Linked DNA regions of Homo sapiens: region 2 is linked to region 1. A link is a contact called in ENCODE Hi-C or POLR2A ChIA-PET data. All regions are on one chromosome and are shown on one strand. The core of a region is the stretch at or near the end of the contact, and the rest is flanking DNA. Distances in the headings are between cores, read along the strand shown. Region 1 overlaps SYNDIG1 (synapse differentiation inducing 1). Region 2 has its middle 200 kb from the start of SYNDIG1.

Region 1 (5,593 bases), core at 2,457-4,956:
CATGTAATCCCAGCCCGTTGGGAGGTCAAAGTGGGGGTATTTCTTGAGTCCAGGAGTTTGAGACCAGCCTAGGCAACGTTGTGAAACCCAGTCTCTATTTAAAAAAAATACAAAAAATTCACCGGGCATGGTGGTACATGTTTGTAGTCCCAGCGTCTCGGGAAGGGGCTGAGATGGGAGAATCGCTTGAGCTCAGGAGGTGGAGGATGCAGTGAGTCCTGATGGTGCCGCTGCACTCTAGCCTGGGTGACAGAGTGAGACCCTCTGGAGACAGTCTCCAAATAAATAATAAATAAAACAATTTCTATTTTTACCTTATACCACATTGCTGTTCTTAATATATATATGCAAACTTGTCAGTTATATTCCCTTTTTTAAAAAATCCGATTTTGCACCTGCAGCATCCATCTTGGTTTTTCTGTCCTTCTCAGCCCTGCACTGTCACTGGGGTGACCAGCTTTGGTATGAGTTGACAGTGCAGCTTTGAGCTGGCTGCTTTTCCTCTGTGACTGAGAGGTGAGCCGTGCCCGCTTCACTTGGGCAACTCATTCACCTCCACTTTTTAGGACTGCGTGAGGCTAAATGATGCAGTGTTTGGAGGGAACACTCTCTCGGACACTGGATGACTGGATGTTAGTCCCAGCTTGGCCATTAACTAGCTGTGGCCTTGGTCAAGGCATTTAACCCCTCCAGGTCGCAGCAGTTTCTAAGATGCTTCTAGGATAGCCCTGGATTTCTGCCAAGAAGTCTTGACTACACAGAGGAGTCTACAGATAGTTGAGGGGTGTTCTGGGGCTGGGGAGACTCGAAGGGAGCCAGGGTGGTCTACACCAGCCAACTAGGTGGGTGCAGCCCACTGCCTCTGCCCTGCTGTGGTGACTGAGGCTCTTGGTGACACCTGTACACCTTTTACTGCTGGACCTTTGACTGGTGCCTGCTGGCAGAGCACCTGCTCTGCTCTTTGCCTGTTCTGTTTCTGGCATCACCTTCCCCCTTCCTTCCTTGATTTGAAATTTAGGACTTTAGTGACTTGATCTGTATCACATCTAGGAATATCAGCATTTTAGAAGGGTCTTCTCTGTGGCAGAAGTCTGGAGAGCCCACATTTTGCTGGGGTTTTCTAGGTGAGCAAGAGGCTTCATGAAGAAGATCCAGTGGCTAGGTGGGACCTCTGAGGGCTGATGTCTCTGAATGAGAGGGTTGTCTTTATGGGCCTATTCTTTCTGTCTCTCCAATGCCACTGCTTTTCACAGGGAAGAGGCTGTTAGAGTGGAGGGAGGGGACGTGGAAGGGACTTGAAGAAAATGTAGCTCTGAAGGGAAGGAATCGTAAATTACCATGTGGCTTGTAATTACCATATGAGACACACCACAGAGTGCTGGGTTTCTTGCTCGCTGTTCACTCCTCTGTTCACTATGTATTTGGCATCTATGCTGCATGTAGTTCCATGTGGGATTCTGTAGGAGCTGTACCAAGACCCCTCTTCCCAGCCAATGTACCCTCCTCAGCTGCTGGAAGGGTGGGCTGCTGAGGCTGCAGCAGCCTGCCCTCCCCGGGCCCTGCCCGTGGCTGCAGGGAACTGCCTTGCAGGATCCCCCACAGGGAAAAGGTCAAGCAATGACTTCCCATGTGCAGGGGAAAATTCTCAGGAGCCTCTTGGATGGTATGCAAGGCCTCAATTGCAACTTGTGATTTCCTACTGCGCCCCAGGCAGAACCTAGGTCTGTTGACATGATCAATATAGATTTTATCTTATAATAATGATATAGCAGTTAAAAAGAAATTATTTAGGCAGATAGCGAGGGTAAGAGAGTCCTTGGTAAGATTTTCCTTTTAATGAAAAGCAGCCCCCAAATCACTTCTTTTCTAACAAAGAGCAGCCTGTAAAATTGAGCTGCAGACATAGATAAGCTGGAAGCTTGCATGGGTGAATGCCAGCAGCTGTGCCAATAGGAAAAGGCTACATGGTGGCCAGGCAGGTTCAACATGGCACTCCATCATCTCCTTTCCTTGTCAACCACGTGCACAGTAAGGAGCAGACAACATGGCACTGGCCAGGTAGAGACCCCATCTGCATAGTAAAACATTAGGGAGAGGTGGCCAGCTTCTTTGTGTGCTATGTAAATGGCACACCTGGTCCAACCAATCTTTGGGCCCTATGTAAATCAGACACTGCCTCCTCAAGCCAGTCTATAAAACCCCATGTACTTTGCCATGGACTAGAAGACCCACTCAGGTGCCCCTCTCTCTCTGCAGGAGAGAGAGCTGTTCTCTTTTCTCTTTCTTTTGCCTATTAAACCTCCACTCTTAAATACACTTCTTGTATGTCCATTTCCTCTATTCCCTTGGCACGAGACAATGAACCTTGGGTATTTACCCCAAACAATGACGCAGCTTCAATAATAGATGAAAATCACTTCCAACTTATGCATGATGAAAAGAAGTTAAGCTTTCTCATGAAAATTGAAGTACCCTATTTGCAGCCCAGTCTCATATACCGGCAAATATGGATATAAACTTTCACCAAAAACTACATTTGATTGGAACATTGTTCATAGAGCCCCCCCAAAGTCCAGACAACAGTGAACAAGCAGTGTTGGAAAGACAGCTGGGTCAACGACAGTCATTGTTATGCAGGTATTTCATGAATGCTAAAGACAATAACTACAAAATTTCCAGAATATTGGAAAGTATTGTCAGTGAAAACATTGAGATACAGAAAGTGTGTTTACTCTCATGAGAATAAACTGGTGAGAGGGTCCCCACAGTGGTAGATGGCATGGTGACCGGGTGCTAGATGTGTGTGCATATGCAAATGGCTGAGTGTGGAGGAAACTGGAAGGGCAGTCGAGGTGGTTAACATAGGTTAACTGTGTGGCCGTGAGATCCACCCTCAACACAGAAGGGGAGAAAAGGGTGCTCTGAAAAACAAGAGGCATGTGTGAATAACTGCACTGTTACAAAACTACGTGTTTTGTGATGTGAATGTAATTGTAAAAAAAGCTTATAAAAAGGTACTCCTTTAGTCGGCCTCCTCATCAAGAAAAGTCTCCAGTTTAGAAACTTAAGTATTTAATAAGAAAGATGAGAACTGGAGGCAAGACCCAACCAGCACAGAGACCCTTGGTGTCCGCTGGGATAAGGTGCAATGTCCCTGAATCTGCAGTGAGCTTTTATCATAGCAATAGGTTCTCTTCTTTAGAATCACGGGCGGGAAATTATGCAAGATGACCAGGAATGAAGAGCGCGTTCGGAAAGGCAGAAAGTTATAAAATCTGTGAATGATAAGAGGAAGCTGCTTTGGTCAGAGGTTCTGTGAAGCATGAGGAGATAGGTGTAGAAATAAAAAGTTAGCAGTGGATTTTGTGACAGGACGATGGGGCTCTTCACTGCATGGTTTCTCCTCCTCTGCACACCCAATTCTTCGTGTGTTCATGAGTCACCACCGTGAAGCCAGCACCTGGGCCCACGGCCCAGCAGGAGACAAGTGAGGTCTTCACTGCCTTTCCTTCCCAAGTCTTGGAGGCTTCCCGCTGGCAGGGTGAGGAGTGGGCAGAAGCCCGTGCTGTCCCCAGCTGCGCCCCCTCAGAACAGGCAAGGAAAGCTGCTGAGTCACACTGCCAGGCTGCTCCTGGGGCTGCCGTGTGGGAGCTGCAGGATCCGATGATGCCTGGGAGACACTAGTGCAGGCTCTGTCTTCTGCTGAGTCACTGTGAGACACCGCACAACCAATGCTCAGCAGCTGTAAAGAACTGGACTGTAGTGCCCTGGAAGCTTCCCTCCAGCAACCACTGAAGATACTCCAGGACTCCTTTCTACAGCAAGAGGCACCACTGACAGCCAAGTCTGGCAGGAGGACATGTTTGCAGTAAAGCTCATGAACAGCAGACTAAAAACTGTGTCAGAAAAATAAGGTCTACAAATTAATAAAATGTGAACACCCAATACAAAATGGTAAATGTAGAACTAGAAATTTATACGGGAAATAAAAGCAGGAAAAAAAATAACACACATAAAGATGTTCAGCTTTATAGTAACCAATGAAACACAAACTGAAACTGACAATATCTTTTATTTTATCTATCAGATTGTTGAAAATGGAACACTGAGCTCAGGTGGGAAAGACAGGCATTCACATTTTGTTAATAGGAATGAAAACTGGTACGGACTTCTGGAGGAGAAGTTACAGTATGTAGCTAAATTTACATGTGAATAACCTTTGACTTGGTGGAATTTCACTTGTGGATATCCTATATTTGCAAAAGGAGAAGTTGAAAACAATTGATATGTCCATTTTTAGGGAAAACATTACTGTAATGAAATTATTGCAATTCATACATCAAAATGCTACAAAATCATTAAAAATGTCAATGCTGGTGTTTATATGCAGATACCAGAAGTATTTACATTATGTGAAAAAGCAAGCTGCATTGCACTTTGATGGTCTTCTACGTGTAAATCAAAACTGCCCACACACACATTGATAAAGGCACAGAAAGACGGGGTCCCCCTGGAGGAGGGGCTTTGAGAAAGGGGCATGGAGGAGAGGTTCAGTTTTCATGCTTTCTTTCTCCATTCTCTTCCTCCTCCTTCTGTTTTCCAAGTTGAGTACACTATATTTGAAAAGACAATGAATAAACAAATCCAGACATGTGTCTATGTGCTCTGCTGATAACGAAGGGAACCCCAGGCAGAGTTTGGCGGATGCAGGTGACCTGGGAGGGCAGGAGTGAAAAGGTGAGAGCGGCTGGTGCGGGTGTCACGTGCTGTGCCCACACCCCAACAACCCTGAACCACGGCCTCCCCTAGGTGCTGGGGCTCCTAACCAAGAGCCTGGTCCATTAGGACAGGCTGACTTCAGCATGTGTTACCTCAGGAGTCTCCACAGCAACCTCAGAGGGCATTCACACCCAGACTGCCAGCCCCGTCCCCAGAGCTTCCGAGTCAGCAGGTCTTGGGAGCTGACGAGACTTCACGATCCTAAAACGTTCCCAGATGACCCTGATGCTGCTGGTCCAGGGAACCAGCCCTTGCGAACTGGAAAAAAGGATGGAGGAATTGAATGCTGCCATTTCTTCCAGGGTGATCAACTAGAATCAAAAGGGGACCAACTTAGAGGGTTTCAACAAGGTTCTTTGGAACATTCCCCCCCGTGAACGTTACCAGTTAATATTGATCCATGTTTATTTCTGAGCCTCCCCTACACCTGCTCCCGTGCTGGGTGCTGGGACTCTGCCAGGCACGGATAAACCAGGAGGGGCACAGCAGGGGCATCACGCACTCCACTGTGGGCCTTCGGGCTGGGTGGTGTCAGGGAGGAAGGCACGTGCCAGAGAGGTGGGCAGTGGTGGCTCTGCAGCCAGCGAGGGCTCAGATCCTACGTCTGTACTCAGGACAGTAACATGTGCCTGAATGATTGCGGCCAGGACATTCTGGGTCTGGAGGCACTCTGACCAGAGGGACAGTTTCCAGGCATGCTTCCTCACTAAGTGTTTAGCATGGCAGTAAGCTTGCTGCAGCAAGCCACGTCATGTTCAGATTCGACACGGTCTGCCCATCGCCTCTGATTTTCCTCGGGGGAGGAGGTCTAGAA
Region 2 (5,770 bases), core at 141-2,640, 39 kb before region 1:
CCATATCCCCCTTGAGGGCTGTGGTGGGGCTTCAAAGGGAGAGCTTGTGATGGTGTCTGCTACACACTGGCAGTGCAGGGGCCCTCCAGACACACGGGCTGCCTTCCCTTTCTGGGACCAATCACCTTCCCCTCCAGAGAGAAGACCTGAGTTTCATCTTCCCAAGCTCAAAATATAATCTGATTGATTCTACCCAGCTGAGTGGTGGGGACCAAGAATCCCAATCAAGGGCAGTGGAGAGGGCGGGCAAGGCCTTCTCAGTCCCAGAACCTCACACCTGGAAAACTGGGAAGGCCACACCTCCATTTCCTTTGCAAACTAGCGGCCAGCAAAGCTAACTATGCCAGAAGGTGCGTGTGTGGAGTGGAGTGTGTAGCAGTTGAGACCACCAATCTGGGATTCGGGCGGAGCTGGAGCAAAGCTGAGATTTGTACCAGCTGTGTGACCTGGGACAATTTATTTCCTAACCTCTTTGAGCCTTGGCCTTCCATCTGGGACATGGGGATCACGAGGATACAGACCCCTGAGACCACCGTACAGATGAAGATGACATCATAGAATGCTCCATGATTGGCAGAACCCTCCCTCCGCACCATGCCCCTCTATCAGTGCCCCTCATCCTCAATGTGAGAATGGGCATGATGGGTCTGAAAAGGGAGAACCCCAGGCTGATTCTTCCTCTGCCAGCGCCCTACTGTCAAGATGATCTTCTCGGCCCATTAGAAACAAGGCCCTGCCTTACGTACCCTGCCATAGGCAATGCTCAACAGTGGCCATCTGAGTGACTGAAGGAGAGCGCTGTGGCCGCTCACTGATCCCCTTTAGGAAGGGAGACCATCGCCCAGGTGTGGGGGTCCTGGGGAGCACCTCCATCTCTCCCAAAGCTGACAGAGCTGCGTAGGCAGGAACCCGCCCCCACACAAGCACCACAGATATGTGCACATGGGGCCAGATGCAGCATTTGCAAAGTGTTGATGGAAGCCTGAGAACTGGAAGAGTGTCCCAGGAAGCTGGAAGAATGAATGAGTCTCCCTCAAGGTTGCTACTCTGGCCTGAGCAGCACCTCCCACCACAAACACATGCTCTTGGACTTGGGTGGTCTACGGCCTTGACCCCTTCCCTAGGCCCCTGCCCCTGCATTGAGGGCGCGGTGCCCATGGCCTTGGTTCTGCCCCTGCACTGTCTCCAGTGAGGTTGTGCACTTCTCCAGCTCTGCCCCCTTCCTCATCTTTGTTTCCCAAGGGCCCACTGTAGCCCTTGTACACAATAGGTGCTCAGCAATGCTTGTGAAACTGTCCTGGCATTCACAAGGGGGCATGGAATGCCTGCCCCGTGCATTGCACCTCTGGCTTTATTCCACAGTGATGCTGAGTGACTCAGAATGAACAAACCTGCAGATAACTAAATGAAAGCCCAAACCTCCCCTACAGCCTCTGATAGGCCTTGTCCAACCTCTTTTCAAATGCAGTCCTCTCCTAATTCATGTAGAAGGAGCAGAAGGAACCATACTTTTTCTGTGAGCAGTCGTGCTCTGTGGGTCTGATTTCTTGCCCACAGCTTGCACAATGCAGAGCACATGGTTCCCAGCCTCATCTAGACCACCATCCCGGAAAGGATGGCAAGGCTGCTGGTGATGCCTGTGCCCCACCCGGTTAGACCCTGGTCCTCGCCCACAGCGGAGTAGCTGGGAAGGAGGCTCACCCACCACCCAGGAGACTTGAGTCCCCACCTACCATGACCTGGCTGACTTGGGCTCATTCCTCTCCTGTGGGGCCTGTCTCTGTCCTCTGTGGATAAGACCCACAGCCCTTTCTGGATCAGAGGATTTCTGGGACTCAGTGACTGAGCGGCCCTGAAAGCTTTCTCTACAAAGCCCCAGGCCACCTCCAGTGGGAGGCAGTGGCCATTTCACTGCTCCTGTTTGATGGGAATCAGCACACTGCTGGTGAAGGCAGGTGGAAGTGTGCACCAGGCAGCTGAAGTGATGTTCGACTCCACAGGCTTCTTGCAGGGCTCAGAGGAGGGGGTGGCTCCCTTGTTCCCTTTCTCCACTTTCCCTTCCTCTCTTCAGCTAAACTATGATAGGGGTGTTCAGGGAAGTCCTTTCATAGGTCTGTGAGTGGATTCCAAGCTTACTTGGCAGGTTCCATCTGGATGGTGACTAATTCAGAGCCACTTTTCAAAATGTGAATGTTTGTGTTGTGAGTAACCAACCCGGGTGGAATAGTGCAGGGATTCTCAGCATTGCTGAGGTTTGGGGTCAGCTAGCTCTCTTTGTGGGGGTTGTCCTGGGCATTGTAGGATGTTGAGCAGCATCCCTGACTCTATCCATAAGAGGGGTAGTTGTGATAACCAAAAATGTCTCCCCAAACATTCACAAGTATCTCCCAGGAGTGGGTACAAAGCTGACACCGGTTGCTGATTCTATTTGCTGTCAGACCTCTGTTATCCCCGAGCATGGATGGCTCACCCAGGCCCCCGGCTGCATATTCTCCAGGCCTTTGCCTTCCACGTCAACCACTGCAGTCACCACTTTCTTGTGAACTGGACTCAGATGAAGCCTTGGGGTGGGGGTTGTGGGGAGGTCCCTTTCATGCCTGAAAGGCTGCACCTGCTCCGGGGGAAGCCACACATCAGGGCAGGGCATTTGGAAGAAGCCTGACATCCCCAGCTTCTCTCCTGGTGCAAATCATCCTGGTACCACATACTCCCCAAAGGGGATGCTCAGTGCAGGGGTGAACACAGCCTGCACTGAGACCCTCTTTGCTGGGGTCTCAGCGGGACGAGACTCAGGGAGTGCTGTGGCCATCTTGCAACCGTGATTATGGGGCACTGGCCTCACTGCTCCTTGGCTGAGCCCAAATCCGGGTTTGTCACCCGGGGGTGTTGAGGGAAACAGCCTTTTGAGTTCCATTTCAGATGTGGCACAGGACTGCTGAGAATATGAAACAGACCAGTTTGCAATGCACTCTTCAAATTTAAGATATGTATTATTTTTAAAGCACCTATTGTTTGAGAATCTACAAACGCCAGATGGAGAGTTGGTTTAGAATACCTGAAGAGCTGGATTCTTCTCTGGGAGTAATAACAAAGCTTTACATTTAATTCCTTCCCATTATTCCATTATGGACTAAAAAGAAGGGCAAGTGAGCCTCATCTCTTTTCTACGTTAAAGACTGTGGTGGGATAGTGACCATCCCTTGTCGCTAATGACAGAAGGACATCTTGAGAGAATAATGGAAGAGTCGCTCGCTGTGCTAAGCAGGAGAGGTCTCCCAGCTCCTCAGCAGCCCTTCCGCCAATTCAGCCCTCAGCAAGTCGGGGCCCACCTTAGCAGATTCTTCCTACTTAGCAGGAACACTTCATCAGCCAGTTCAGTAGAAAAATAGATGATGCTTAAAATGTGCCAACTCTATCCAGGGAATGAAGACATTAGCTCAGGTGACTTAGGGGAACTGGGACCATCTTGTTCCACCTGCAAATCTTGAATGGTTTAATAAAATAATTGGAACCCAAATATGGATGCTCTGGCATATATAGACAACAGATTCAAATCATTGTCCATTTTTTGGCTGTGTCATAAGTTGGACTCTGGTGTCCTGAGGTGTCATAAGCAAAGGCTGATCAGAATGGAGAGCGCTGGCTTGGAGCTGGGGGAAGTGGTGCAGATACCGTGATTTTGTGTCACCTCTCTCTTTCTTAAATATCTTATTTCTATCTCTGTCTATGTATATTCAAATTTGCCCCCAGTGACCTGGTTTCAGTAAAAAGCAAAGTGCAATCCCCTAGACACAGTAGGAGGTGCAGGGGATAAGCCCTCCAGGACCTATCTGGCACCTCCCAGAGCACCTCATTTTCACTCAGCCTTTACTGACTGAGTGTAGGCCCAGTTGTTGAATTCTCTCTGTCCTGGGCAAGCGCAGCCCTGGGCTCATTCTGTGCTGGAGCAAAGGGCATGCGGGTGACGGAGGAGATTGACGACATGCTCAGCTAAGGGGACACTTGTCTCGTAGTCTGCAGCCCAGATCCACCATGTTTGCCCCTGCATTGCTGGGGCAGGGGCAGTGGCACTGAGAAGCCAGGCCTGATGCCAGGGCAGCCACAGCACTTGTCCTGGATTGGAGCAGAGGCAGAAATCTCAAGAACAGGTCAAGGCAACTATTCAGATCTAATGTGGGAACTGTGTGCCTGTGGCTCCTTGTTGTGATATTTGAACACAACATGGTGACTGTAGACACACATTAGGCAATTGAGTTGCCTGCAATGAAAGTCAGAAAGGACCTTGGTCAGAATCAGGACAAAGACATTGTCCTTGTCGCTCCTAACTAATGGCTTTAGGGCCGTGATGGGAAGGCCCGGCAGTGGATGCTCCAGCTGTGCTGGAGTGTGTGAGCGAGCAAGCAAGCCTGCCCTGAGAGCCCTGGGAAAGAGCCTGCCTTGGGAGCCCTGCACACCAGCCCACCCTGGGACCCCACCCTGGGAGCTCTGTGCACTAGCCCACCCTGGGAGCCCTGTACAAGAGCCTACCCTGGGACCCCACCCTGGGAGCCCTGGGCACGGGTCCTCCCTGGGACCACCCCCCCTCCCGGGAGCCCTGGGCATGAGCCCACCCTGGGAGCCCTGGGTACGAGCCTGCTCTGGGAGCTGAGCACAGGTCTCGTGGATTCAGCTCTTCACATTCCTCATTCTCTCCTGTGGAGCTGCCAGCATGTGCAGCCATAGGCACTGTGGTGGGTCTGTGGCCTCTGCTGGACAGAAGTGACCAGAGACAGCTGTCAACAGTGCCTAGAGGCCCTTCAGGCTACCCTCAGACCAACGTGAGAGGCTCACGGTGGGCATCCTGGAGCGGGTGTGGGTCTGTGTCCCCAGTGTGAAGGCCAGGACTCAACCTTTCCTGCACGCTGCTGTCCTTGGGCCTTTAAAGGTTTCCTGAAAAAAGCTGTCCTACCCCATGGGCCTTCAAAACCAAATCAAACCACACCAAAACGAAACAAAACAAACAAAACACACCAAACACCATCAGCAGGAGCAGCAACAAAACCCAAAGGATTGAGCCCTTGGCCTTTCTCCTGGAGTAGAGGCTGGTTTCCCACTTTTCAGCTCAAGAAAATACAGGTTTCCCCACAGCATGAATCGCCCCTCTCCTGTTGTTTGGGTTTGGAAAGCCAAGCCCGGCCCCACCCACTGGGAATGTCTCTAGTCTGGTGCTTCTGCGTGGAGTCATCCACATTCACACCCGTCTGCTTCTTTTCCACCAGGTAGGTTTGGGCAAATCCTTAGAGCCCTCAGGGTCTTCCCCCGCCCAGGGGGGTCATCCCATTATGCATACCTGCCTGGAGCTCCATCCCAGCCACCCCCATCCCCTTGTGCATGGGGCAGCTGTACTCAACCTTCTCATTTCCCACCCTGTTCTGATGCCCCATGCCATGCCCGTCCCTCACTCCTGTGGGAAAGTGAAGCCACCCCTGTGGTCCTGAGTCCCGCTGCACCTTAAATGCAGGGTCAGCAGCTCCTGCCCCTTCTTCCTCTCCCCACAGGGAGCTTTGACTCTTTCCTGTGAGGCTCAGGCAGTTGACAAATTCATTACTCAATGGACATGCTTGTTTGGCAGGGAGCCCTCAGTCTGAAGACCTCCTTTGTCTTGGTCTAGCATCCACCATTACTTTCAAAGATGAGCAGAATATTCAGACAAGAGCCTCAGGGGAGTGAAACCCCCACCCCTTGGACAGCCAAGCTCACTCTGAAGAGCAGGGAGGAACTTCCAGGAGGT

Evidence for each region. Hi-C counts contacts between places; a loop is a spot of excess contacts on that map. ChIA-PET counts read pairs that join two places held with the same protein, here RNA polymerase II (POLR2A). Pooled maps may share reads with other maps.
Region 2: a loop to region 1 is called in a pooled map, with 2.6 times the contacts of the local background. The contact joins two enhancer-like sites. A Hi-C loop is called at or near these places in 1 of 168 maps with a recorded cell type or tissue (CD4-positive, alpha-beta T cell), 1 of 37 single-sample maps with no recorded cell type and 3 of 50 pooled maps. POLR2A ChIA-PET finds 5 or more read pairs at or near these places in 1 of 52 experiments (AG04450).

What each region holds. Positions count from the first base shown.
Region 1 is chr20:24,633,049-24,638,641 of GRCh38, reverse strand. The region is part of intron 3 of SYNDIG1 (synapse differentiation inducing 1); the gene reads right to left. Among named protein-coding and RNA genes, the nearest start is that of SYNDIG1, 170 kb to the right of the region's middle. RefSeq lists enhancers at 1-55, 3,270-4,108, 2,990-4,189, 4,273-4,925. Within about 2 kb of position 3,706, at least 5 of the 41 ENCODE cell types and tissues checked have a DNase peak (open chromatin) inside an H3K27ac peak, as active enhancers do.
Region 2 is chr20:24,669,436-24,675,205 of GRCh38, reverse strand. No RefSeq gene overlaps it. Among named protein-coding and RNA genes, the nearest start is that of SYNDIG1, 200 kb to the right of the region's middle. Within about 2 kb of position 1,390, at least 4 of the 41 ENCODE cell types and tissues checked have a DNase peak (open chromatin) inside an H3K27ac peak, as active enhancers do.